Linked DNA regions of Homo sapiens: all the other regions are linked to region 1. A link is a contact called in ENCODE Hi-C or POLR2A ChIA-PET data. All regions are on one chromosome and are shown on one strand. The core of a region is the stretch at or near the end of the contact, and the rest is flanking DNA. Distances in the headings are between cores, read along the strand shown.

Region 1 (3,947 bases), core at 976-3,475:
ATAATAATAAATAAAAGAGTTATTAAAATAATGAATGATATTATATGTGTGGCATGAATGGTATATGTCTTCTTGATAGGTTTTAAGGTTTTTCCAGGCATGTAGCCAAGAAAAATCCAAAAACTGGAAGGAAAAATCAGTGTTTAATGGAATAAAAGTGTGACTAGTGTTTCAAATTACTGTTTGAACCTGTGTAGACTGTGATGCATTTATCTTTGCTCCCTATATATCTAGTACACAAATTCTTCACACATAGTAGGAGCTAAATAATTTTTCATTTTAATTGAAAAAATAAAAATTATCATGAGTATCTGAGAACTATCTTAGTTCTCAGACAGTAAGAGAATTAGTACCTGAGAACTAAGATAGTTGTTCATAAAACTATATTCAGAAAAATTCTGGCTTTCTAGAAAGACATGTCATGGGAATTCTGAGAGATGTCTGCAGTAATTCACAATTATTACTAACAGGATGTAGGTGCTGACAGCTAAGTAAGTCAAGTCAGCTTCATCAGCTAAGAAATCAGCATTGGTGCTAGACACTTCTTTATCTCATGCAATCCTCAATAACCCTACAATGTGAATATTATTCAATTTATAAATTATTACATGGTAAAGACCTTTGTGGCCCTCCTGTATTTTTGAAAATATAAATGTATTTGCAATGCCAAGAGCAAATCATAGAAAAAGGTACTAAAGGCAAGAAACAGCTATTCATGACCTATTACTAAAGAAATCAAAAGATCTGTTCCTCACATTTGCTTGCTCTTTTGGAACATTCATACTGGCCAGAGCAATAATTATTGATAAATGAGCTTCAAAATCATTCTTTGGCACAACAGATCAGTAATAACATCTGTGAAAATGTAATATCACAACATAAACACTCGAAGCCACAGAGAAGAAAATAATGCGGTTTGGTGTGGTTTCATTTAGGGGAGTGCATTACATATTTTTTGAACAAGCCATTCTCTCTATAAAACCCAGCTAGCAAATCTGCCTTGCCTATTATCATTGTGAGAATAATGTAGCAAACAGATGGAGGGTTTCATACAATTTGTTGAACTAAATTTAACAGGTTTGGCTGTGAGTGTTAACTTATTTTTATATTCTATTTGTGCTGTGTTTGTAATAGATGCACACACATGAATAAAAACAGAAAATCTGTACACCTAGTACAGCTGGTTTGATAATGTTTTTATTATAGCACCATATACTTCTAATTATAAGGCTTTATATTTGGGCCACCAAGAAATTCTGGCTGCAGAGCTGCTTATGTGGCATTCACATAACAAAAAATATAAATACCATAGAAACATTTGAACCCCTCCTCCACTGATGGCACCATATGTGAAAGGAACTAGGACCATAGTCATTAAATTAATAATAACCTACTAAATAAATGAACAATCGAAGAGCACACTACAACACTTAATAGGTGGCATTCATTTGGCTTACAGGTCCAAGTAGGACTCATCGGTGACAGATGAAACATAGAACACTATGTCAAAAATATGAGTCCAGAAAATTGAGTGCCATTAAATGTTAAATGGTAGCAAGAATCCTCAAACTTCAACTCAACTTTATGATGTGAATTCTACTGTTAAGGAAGCTCTCATTTTATCAACACAAGGAACCAATTGGAACATAACTGAAAAACCATTTTTAAGCAATATCCTCCTAAAATTACTTATTAACTCATATTACCCTGTGATCATATTTCCCATTCATTGAAATGGCAGGATGGAAGCTATAAAAGTAATGTATGTGATTGTATCGAGAAGTAAAGAGTGCGAGTCATCAGGAACCTCTCCTCTACACCCAAAAATAAGATGGACACATAGGAGACACATATAAACACAGTCACATACACACCAAAGAAGATCCAAGTGGGGGAAAAAATAGCAAGGTGCAGGTCCACATTCAGAATTTTACATTCTCCAGGGATACAATAATATAATATACATGAAGCTGGCTTAAGAAAAAGCCTTCTAAATTTATTTGAATTAAACAGTCCTTTATTTAAGTAGACTGTACTCACCAATAAATTGCAACATATTTTGAATTTGCACCTCTGATGTTTGAAAAAACATCTATAATTAGGAAACAAGGCCTGAGCCCTTCTTGCCCTCAATTAAAGTCCCTGCTCTCCTTGTCAAGGCTTCACAGTTCCTCTTTCTCTTATGCTTGACAGAGCAAAGGGAGGTGAAAGAGTCACTGATTTTAATCTCACTAGCCTTTCCCCAGGTGCCAGCCTTAGCAAGATTTTTATTATTGAAGAGGAATATGACACAATCTCATTCATCTGGCAGGTCCTCTTAAGCTATTTTTGTTTGAATATTAATAGTAACAAAACAAAGTTAAAGTAATGGTATGGATCAGACATGGACCACCCAGAGACTATGTTCTTTAAAGCTGATCAGAAGTTAGATTTTTAACACTTTCTAAAGCAAACCAGTATCTGTTACAAAGTAAGAAAAGTGATTTTTACATAATAATCATAGATATGTAGTGATATAGGAAAATGAGATAGAAAACAAGATATAGACTGAAAATAAAACAAAGTGAAAAATTTGCTTGACAAAGTCACCATTGTTCCTGTAGCAAAAAAACCTAGTCCATTCCACTGAGTTTATCTCTTGTCTCTGGACAGTAGGAATTTACCTTCAGTCAATCAATACTCAGTAACCTCTCTGTATGGGGCGCAAAAACTCCCAAAACATTATTTTTAAAGTGTTTAAGTCCCTTTTAATTATATTAATAATAAATGGCACTTTTTGTTTATTCAGTGTCTTTATATTCAGAGATCCAGGATTTTTTACTGAAATTCTCAAATTCAACTACCTTATTATTAACTCTCAATGACTTTTTTGTTTAAATTTTCTAAGAGTATGTACCCTTATGAGTATTTTATATTTTTAAAATTCCCTTCTAATGCTCATCATCACTGGCCATCAGAGAAAGCAAATCAAAACCACAATGAGATACCATCTCACACCAGTTAGAATGGCGATCATTAAAAAGTCAGGAAACAACAGGTGCTGGATACGATGTGGAGAAATAGGAACATTTTTACACTGTTGGTGGGACTGTAAACTCATTCAACCATTGTGGAAGACAGTGTGGCGATTCCTCAGCGATCTAGAACTAGAAATACCATTTGACCCAGCAATCCCATTACTGGGTACATACCCAAAGGATTATAAATCATGCTTCTATAAAGACATATGCACACGTATGTTTATTGTGGCACTCTTCACAATAGCAAAGACTTGGAACCAACCCTAATGTCCAATAATGATAGACTGGATTAAGAAAATGTGGCACATACACACCATGGAATACTATGCAGCCATAAAAAAGGATGAGTTCACGTCCTTTGTAGCGCTTGGGAGCAAACTATCGCAAGAACAAAAAAACAAACACTGCGTGTTCTCACTCATAGGTGGGAATTGAACAATGAGAACACTTGGACAAAGGAAGGGGAACATCACACACCGGGGCCTGTTGTGGGGTGGGGGGATGGGGGGAGGGATAGCATTAGGAGAAATACCTAATGTAAATGACGAGTTAATGGGTGCAGCACACCAACATGGCACATGTATACATATGTAACAAACCTGCATGTTGTGCACATGTACCCTAGAACTTAAAGTATAATAAAAATATATATATAAAAAATAAATAAATAAAATTCCCTTCTAAAAAAATCCCTTCTGGTAATAATCTTTCTTTCAATTACTGTTAGCATTAAATATTTTTTAAAGCCATAATTGCCCATATTCTTCATCTTTCTTTGTATCTCTAGATTCTATTTTTCTCCCCACTTCTTACTAAGAATCTTTATGAGGGATTTTTTTTCTTTTTTAAGTCCTCTGAATTACTTTAATTGCTCAGTTTTCTAAACTATTCTTTTTTTTTTTTTTTTTTTGAGACAGGGTCTTGCTC
Region 2 (3,947 bases), core at 816-3,315, 59 kb after region 1:
TAATGTCTACATAATTCTAATGATTTGTCTGATCTATTAATGCTGGATCCCATCTCAATGACACAGAATGCTGAGAACTACTAAGATATACGAGTTAACTTCTCAGAACAAACATCTCTATTTTAGGGGCAAAGGTCATAGTGCCAGGTTGACACCTCCTTGATAATGCCCCATCTTATAATCATGCAAAGAAACAAACTAGGAAGACATTGCAAAACACTGTAATAACGAAACAGGTTTTCCTCTGATTATAAAAGTGTATTCAAAATGTATAATTTTCATGAATTCAGCCAGGATTCATGAAATCAACAACTCTGAGATTCTTAGCCCAGACAGGCCTTCACCTTCTTATAAATTGATCTAGGACTCTAAAGGAATGCACGTTTCTATAAATGGGGCCTGAAAAGAACAATACCTCGCATTAAATAATCCTATTCTCTTCAATCAGACTTTAAGTCTCCTGTGGTTAAGGACCACAGTTTGTCAATCTACATGCCTCCTTATCATCTTACTCCCCTGTATAGACAATGCCTAGTAATGTTCCTTACCTTGAATTAAATTAATTCAAAGAGATAAATTGCTAGAGGAGACAATTCAACATTTAATACAGAAATGATAATGTGTTTATCAAGAAGTCAGGTCCAAATAGTCCTTCATATTGGAAAGGGAAGATCTGATTCTTGTTCTGGGTCCCCTCAACTATTCCTGTTTATTTTGTAAGTAGCAGATCAATAGTAAATCTCTTTTTCACATATGGGCAAACAGAAGTATGTGACTTAATTTCAAAAAAATTCATGAAGAATTAGATTTACTAGATATTAGAAGATTATATATCCTGTAGATGGTACATTTGGATTCCTCATTTAATTTCTGTCTAAAAGGTTCTTAAATAAGAACTATCCACATATATTGAAAAAAAATGCTGTGTTGTTCCTTCTTGGATTTTTTTGAATTATTTAATTTGCTAAACAATGAAATACCCTAATGTTTTAAGCCAAACACTCTTCTTTGGCTCCCAACTGTTTTCAGAAATAACTTTTTCCTTGTTAATTTCCAAATCTTGGCTGCATTTCCTGCTAATTTCAAACATATGTCATATACGAAATACATTATTTTTCCAAACCTAATTTTGGCAAGAGGGAATTTGGAACTGGCATAGAAAGATCTGGGGACAAACAAACAGGACAGCTTGAAGCTGCTACAATTCAATAACAATTTTATCTTTTTCATCCGTCTCTAGGTCCACAAAGGCAAGGGCAGTAACAAGGGGTGAGTGGGCTATGATAAAAATATCAATGTGAGAAAAAACACACCCTGAAGTTTTATGTCTTATCCTATAACTTGATTTCCAAAAAGAATCTGTCACAAATACTAATGATACTAATGATAAAAAATATAAGATGTGAAGTGAACCTAAAACCCTGATAACTAGGGTTATATAACCCTAATATTATTGTTCGAGTTTCCAGAGACTTATAGTCAAAAGAAATAAACAGGTAAAGCAATGTGAAAAAATCCTTCTTAACTTTCAAAAGATTCTCTATATTGGTAACATTTCAATATAGATTCTCTATGCTGAAAACATAAATGCTTTTTATTTTCCTCAGAAACATTCAGACTCATGGTATAGGTAAGTAGGAAGAAAAACTAGTGCAATAAAAAGAAATCGGGTCTAGAGGCATAAAATAGGGTTCTAGTCCCATTCCATCCTTTCCTAAAATAGTGTATTGATTGTAGAAATGACTATAATTATTCACCCCTCTGTATATCAGCAACCTTTCAAATGTTACTTTGCAGTTCATCCCATTAAGAGATGGAGTCTATTTCATGGACCCTTGCAACCTGCTTAGCCAATAAAATGTGAAGGAAGTGGCATTTTGTCAGTTCCAAGCCTAGGCCTCAAGGTGTATGGTGCATTTTCTGTGTTCACTTGTTCTCTCTTATTCACTCTCTCTCTTTCTTCTCCACTCTCCACTGCCTTCATCACAAGAACATGCCTGGGCTAGCCTGCTGGAGGATGAGACACATGGAACAGAGGTGAGTCAGTCTAGTGTCCCAGGCAAAGCTCCAGACAAACAATTAAGTGTAGCCAAGATTAGCAAAGTCACCTAGCCAATTCACAGCTGACCAGAGAAATGTGAGTGAGCTTTGCCAAACCCAGTTCAAGTCAGCAGAAACCACCCAGTTGAGTTAAAGATTCAACTGTTCTAAGCTTCTGGTTATTGTTCCAAGCATATCAATTATTTTTTTTTTAAATAATAGCTAACTGATACCTAGGATAGGTTATGTATAAGCAAGTACAGATGATCCTCAACTTACAATGGGGTTACATCCCAATAAACCCAGTATAAGCTGAAAATACTGTAAATCAAAAATGCACTTAATACACCTAACCTACCAAACATCATAGCTTAGCCTAGCCTCTCTTAAACATGCTCAGAACACTGACATTAGCCTACATTTGGGCAAAATCATCTAACACAAAGCCTTTTTTATAATAAATTATTGAATATCTCATGTAATTTATTGAATATTATACTGAAAGCGAAAAACAGAATGGTTGTATGGGTACTTGAAGTACGGTTTCTACTAAATGTGTATTGCTTTTATACCATCATAAATTTTAAAAATCATGAGTCAAACCACCATAAATCAGCCTATGATAGGTTTATCAGGATGTAACCTCATCATAAGTTGAGAAGCATCTGTGTATTTAAGAAATGTATCTATGTAAGTTACTACTAAGAAGTAAATCTAAGTTTTAGGCAAGTATTAAACTAAAAATCTACAAATGGCTCACTGCTTTTAAAGATGCATGTTTCATCTATCAGAATTAAATATTAAATTTAGGCCCAAATGCAAGAACTGGCTCAGTTACAACTCAGCAGATGGCACCTATTCAAGCACCAAGAGGAGCTTGATTCACAGATTTGAAAAAGTTTAAAAACTCAAACAATAAAATTATTTTTGTATGTCATTGATTTTTAAATGAAGAGATTATTTTAGCAACTTAATTGTTCAATTCAATTTTGAAAAAACTTGCTTTCACTCAGACTCACTTTTAAATTTCCCTTAAGATTAGTTTAGCTTATGGGAGATTCTAGTTTTAAATGGCATCTGGCTGGCTGCCGCTCCCTTATCCTAAAATACCTATACGGACCCAGAAAAAGAGATTAAAAACAGCAATGCTAAAAACTGACTAACTATTGTCTAAATCTGGAAGGAATTTCCTTTAACTATTAAAGCAATGGAGCTGAAATGAGCAAAGAAGGCAATGGCTGATCAATACATCACTCTGAAAATGAAGATGGCCTAGTTGAAGGCTACAGAATTGTCTTTTTCACCCATTCTCTACCCCTTTGGCTTGGAGAGACATGCTTATATCCAATCAGAAGAAAAATAAGTGGTCATTTCTCAACTGAATGGAAGGTGATGTGAGACAGCCATAGTACTTAATACTTCTCCTCCTCTGACTCTTCAACATCTTTTTATATCCTCCAAGTCCCCAAAAATAAAAAGACAGAGTAGTCAAAGAGTACATGAGGATCAGAATTCATATAATGTATCCTAGGTAGAATGATTCCATAATTTTATAAGGTAAGGAAAACACACTAGGAAAGCCTTTAAAAGTTTATTTTAGGAGACCAATCTATGCCCCCTTAACTCAGGCTGCCAAAGAATCAGACTTGGGGCTAAAAAGTGATACTACCATTGTTTAGCTAGAAGAATCAACTTGGTAAATGCCTATAAATATTAATTACTAGAATTTATGCTGAGAACTAAGTACGTCTACCTACCTTTCAGCTAGAAATGGGCTCCATACATTCTCGAGCAGACAATAGAAGAAACTATCTTCACATATACATGTTGGCAAGTAGTAGGTCAAAGATAGCTATTATCTTTCAAGAAGGCATAAAGAAAATAATTATCAAAATAGGGCCAATGGG
Region 3 (3,947 bases), core at 643-3,142, 47 kb before region 1:
AGTCAAGATGATCTAGACCTCTTGACCTCGTGATCCACCCACCTCGGCCTCCCAAAGTGCTGGGATTAAAAGCGTGAGCCACCACGCCCAGCCCAGAAGTGCTTTTTAAACTACAAAGTGTTAGACCATGTAAGGTTGGAGAATCAGTACTCTCCTATGATCTGTTCATCCTGTAGTGCAGGGCAGACAGTGTCAATGCCACTGTGGACCCCTCGCTAGGCTGACAAAAAAGTCTGGGGAAGACTGTTCAAAGGAGGACATCCAAAGCTGACACCTGGCATCCCAGGTTATTTTCACAAAACTCTAAAAAGGTACAACAAGGAGGAACCTTGGTGACCACAGGCTAAGTCAACCTTCTTCTCTTCTCAGATTTTACACAGGAGGCATCAGACGCCCTAAAATTTAAGTGCGCAGCATCAGTTTATAACCCTAATTGGTAGTAAAACTAGAGGCAGCACCCCAGTGTCCAGCTACTACTATGCTTTCCATGACACAAGACCATCTCTTAACTCACTTCCACACAATTCTTGTTCAATAACCAGTTAGCATTAATTCATGAGGTACCATATCCTGCTCTAACTCCATGGGAAAAAAAAAAAAAAAACACTAACGTAGAAAGTAGAGCATCAACGTGGAGTTCAATCTTCCAGAACTTCCTAGCATTTTCGAACCAAATAAAATAGGATTAGAAATAGAATTTGTTTTCTCTTTACATTTGTCTCTGTAGAGTCTGCTTTTTATGTAGTCTGAGTATAATACTTTTTTTCTCAATCATTAATACTTCTGGCTATTTCAAATCAACCCTCACAGTTATACTAGAGAACCAGGAAGAGAGTAACACTTCAGGAGAAAACATAAGAAGTCTCAGGCAATTACCATTTTCTAATGCTCTGAGGCAATCTCAGCCAAGTACCCAGCCCACCTGTCCCCAGGGGGCTGTGAACAGTCCTAACACCCAGCTCAATTTATACTGTGCCAAACAGCTTTGGCACATCTGCGCTGAGAATGAGATCCAAGAGTTTCAGACAATATGCTCTCTTGAGCTCCATCATATCCCACATTTTATTTTATTTATAAATGGACAAACGATTTATGGCTGCAGTGTGAAATTCAAAGGAGCTGTGCACTTGGCATTTATAGTAGGTCAGGCAGCAGCACACCACCACAAACAATAACGCAAACAGGAAACAAAGGGTCAAGGTTGGGTAGAGGTTTTCAAGGTTTCTTCTGTTATATACAGGACTAATAATAAACTCAGTGGGGACTTCCCATAATGTATGCCCTGTTCAAAGTCAGCATGGACTGGTAATAATCTGCCCACCCTCATCTGTGGGAGGAAAACAGCCATTAACAACAGATTTCAAATGAGGAAGTTTAACATGGTGAGATTTCTAAAGTTAAAAAAGAAAATTAAGGTGTATAACCTTCTTCTTCTTGCTTAAGGGTATTTTTCCTTAGCATCTTCTTCTGACATCTGCCCAAAGTTGTATAAGACTTAAAAATAAATGAAGTGATTAGTAGATTCAAGGCTACCTAGAGCTCTACTAAATAAAATGTTACCCTTACCCTAATGTGGGTTAAAAAAAAAATGCTGAACCTGGGGCCCATTGATTGCTACAATAACCTTCTTTATAAATCTTAACAAAAGAGCTAACAGTATTTTTAAGCAGACCTAATTTTTAGAGAAGTTTAGGTCACAGAAAAAAATGAGTGGAAAGTACAGAAAGTTCCCATATATCACTTTCCCCCACACAAACACAACCTTCCTCTCTATCAACATCCCACACGAGAATGGTACATTTGTTACAACTGATGAACCTACATTGACCCATCATTATCATCCAAAGCCCGTAGTTCACATTAGGGCTCATTCTTGATATTGCACATTCTCTAAGTTTTGACAAATGTATAATGACATGTCTCCACCATTATAGTATCATACAGAATAGTTTCACTGCCCTAAAAATCCTCTGTGCTTCTCCTATTCATCTTTCTGTCCTGCCTATGCCCTGGAAACTACTGATCTTTCAAATAGTTTTAAAGCTTTTCCAGAATAGTTGGAACCATACAGTATGTAGCCTTTTCAGACTGGCCTCTTTAACTTAGTGATATGCATTTAAGGTTCTTCTATGTCTTTTCATAGCTTGATAGCTCATATATTTTTAGCCCTGAATAATATTCCATTGTCTAGATGTATCACAGTGTATTTATCCATTCACCTATTGAAGGATATCTACTTTTCCTCTAAGTTTTGGCAATTATGAATAAAACTGATAGAAACAACCATATGTAAGTTTTTCTGAGAACATAACTTTTCAGCTTATTTGGATAAATATCAAAAAGCAAGATTGCTGGTTTGTATAGTAAGAAAATATTTAGTTTTGTCAGAAACTGCCAAACTATTTTCCAAAGTGGCTGTATCATTTTGCATTTTTACCAGCAACAAATGAGAGTTCCTTTTGTTCCACATCCTCACCAGCATTTGGTATTGACATTGTTTGGGATTTGGGCCATTTTAACAGGCATAGTATTATCTAATTGTTTTAATTTGCAGTTCCCGAATGACATATGATGTGGAGCATCTTTTTCTATACTTATTTGCCATCTATGTAACTATTTTAGTAAGATGTCTGTTCAGGTCTTTTGTTCATTTTTAATTTGGGTTGTTCATTTTCCTGTTGTTGAGTTTTAAGAGTATTTTGTGTATTCTGGATGACCATTCTTTATCAGATATGTCTTTTGTAAGTATTTTCTCCTAGTCTGTGGCTTGTCTTCTCATTCTCTTGACAGTATTTTCTTGTATTTGAAGCAGTCATATCCTTTCATATTAGCAGGTTAAACAAAAGAATGGTTTCAGACAAGCTGCTTACTTTCCTTAGCCTCGGTTTACTTAGTCATAAAATGGGGCCAATAATAGTAGCTATAGTAAAGGGGTTTGTGAAGAATAAAATAATCGAGCATATAAATGTTGGCTGATGATTGCAGAAGCAGCTGCAGCAGCAGGACCTTAGAAGCTTAAAGGAAGTGATGAAATCACTTTAGGAAAATCTATCCCACTCTTAGTACGCTGTACTGAAATCTCTCTTCAAGTGTCTGCTCTCACACAATACAATCAGTTCCATGAGAACAGGGACCATGTCTATTTTGCTGTCTTTCCAGAGTCAAGGATAATATTTGGCTAAATAGTAAGCACTTAATAAGTGAGAGATGAGCTGGCACTCACTAGGCCTATGGCCTTAGAGAATGTCTTGCACCTCAGTGGGACACATACAGCAGATAAAGATTGTTGACTACAGGTCCTCCAGGGTTCCTACCGTCATTCGTTTAATGAATGACTCTATCTCACATCCCAGATTGCATATAAGAGCTATATGTAAAATATATTACCTCCTATGGGCACTCAAACTCCACTTTGAAAGTTATCCCTTGAGATTTTAATAAAGGACTTCATAGTCTGGACTAATGCTTGGGCTGTTCCTAAACTTACAAGTGCCTGTTGCCATACATGAAGTCAGTGTTTGATCTCTGTTCGGAATACTTCAAACTTCAATGTCTGCGTGCATCTGACACCTGCTTTCTCTGCTTGCGTGGACCTGCTCCTTCTTTATTAAAAGAGATAAGGGCCATAGAATAGAACTAAAATGAGGGACCACAGAAGCTTAGAATTTCAACTGAAGAGAAAGCCGGAGGAGAGGAATGTTCACTTCTGGGATTCCTTTCCAGAGCTACCAAAAATGGATTCATGCTGGGTAAAAAAAAATGTAGGTGCTTCTCCTAGAAAGAGCTGACCAAGTAAGGATCTTTATACAGGATTTGTGTTAATATTCAATATAATCAGCCTAGAAAATTTTTGGACCACTAACCCCAGTAATGTATACAACTTTTTACAACATACATACACACACACACATAAACACACACACACATACACACACACACACACACTT

The links. A loop is a pair of places that touch in the nucleus more often than their neighbours do. ChIA-PET counts read pairs that join two places held with the same protein, here RNA polymerase II (POLR2A). Pooled maps may share reads with other maps.
Region 2: a map of heart right ventricle shows a loop between it and region 1 (4-fold over the local background). The contact joins two enhancer-like sites. A Hi-C loop is called at or near these places in 1 of 168 maps with a recorded cell type or tissue (heart right ventricle) and 1 of 50 pooled maps. POLR2A ChIA-PET finds 5 or more read pairs at or near these places in 1 of 52 experiments (H1).
Region 3: a loop to region 1 is called in a map of OCI-LY7, with 7 times the contacts of the local background. The contact joins two enhancer-like sites. A Hi-C loop is called at or near these places in 4 of 168 maps with a recorded cell type or tissue (B cell, OCI-LY7, PC-9 and 1 more), 1 of 37 single-sample maps with no recorded cell type and 2 of 50 pooled maps. POLR2A ChIA-PET finds 5 or more read pairs at or near these places in 3 of 52 experiments (OCI-LY7, activated B cell and common myeloid progenitor, CD34-positive).

The regions. Positions count from the first base shown.
Region 1 is chr9:82,078,694-82,082,640 of GRCh38, reverse strand. All of the region lies in intron 1 of LOC105376107 (a long non-coding RNA gene), which reads right to left. Among named protein-coding and RNA genes, the nearest start is that of SPATA31D1, 92 kb to the right of the region's middle. Within about 2 kb of position 2,225, at least 2 of the 41 ENCODE cell types and tissues checked have a DNase peak (open chromatin) inside an H3K27ac peak, as active enhancers do; they include B cell and OCI-LY7, where a contact is called at or near this core.
Region 2 is chr9:82,019,474-82,023,420 of GRCh38, reverse strand. All of the region lies in intron 1 of LOC105376107 (a long non-coding RNA gene), which reads right to left. Among named protein-coding and RNA genes, the nearest start is that of SPATA31D1, 33 kb to the right of the region's middle. Within about 2 kb of position 2,065, at least 6 of the 41 ENCODE cell types and tissues checked have a DNase peak (open chromatin) inside an H3K27ac peak, as active enhancers do.
Region 3 is chr9:82,125,501-82,129,447 of GRCh38, reverse strand. The region is part of intron 1 of LOC105376107 (a long non-coding RNA gene); the gene reads right to left. Among named protein-coding and RNA genes, the nearest start is that of SPATA31D1, 140 kb to the right of the region's middle. Within about 2 kb of position 1,892, at least 2 of the 41 ENCODE cell types and tissues checked have a DNase peak (open chromatin) inside an H3K27ac peak, as active enhancers do; they include B cell and OCI-LY7, where a contact is called at or near this core.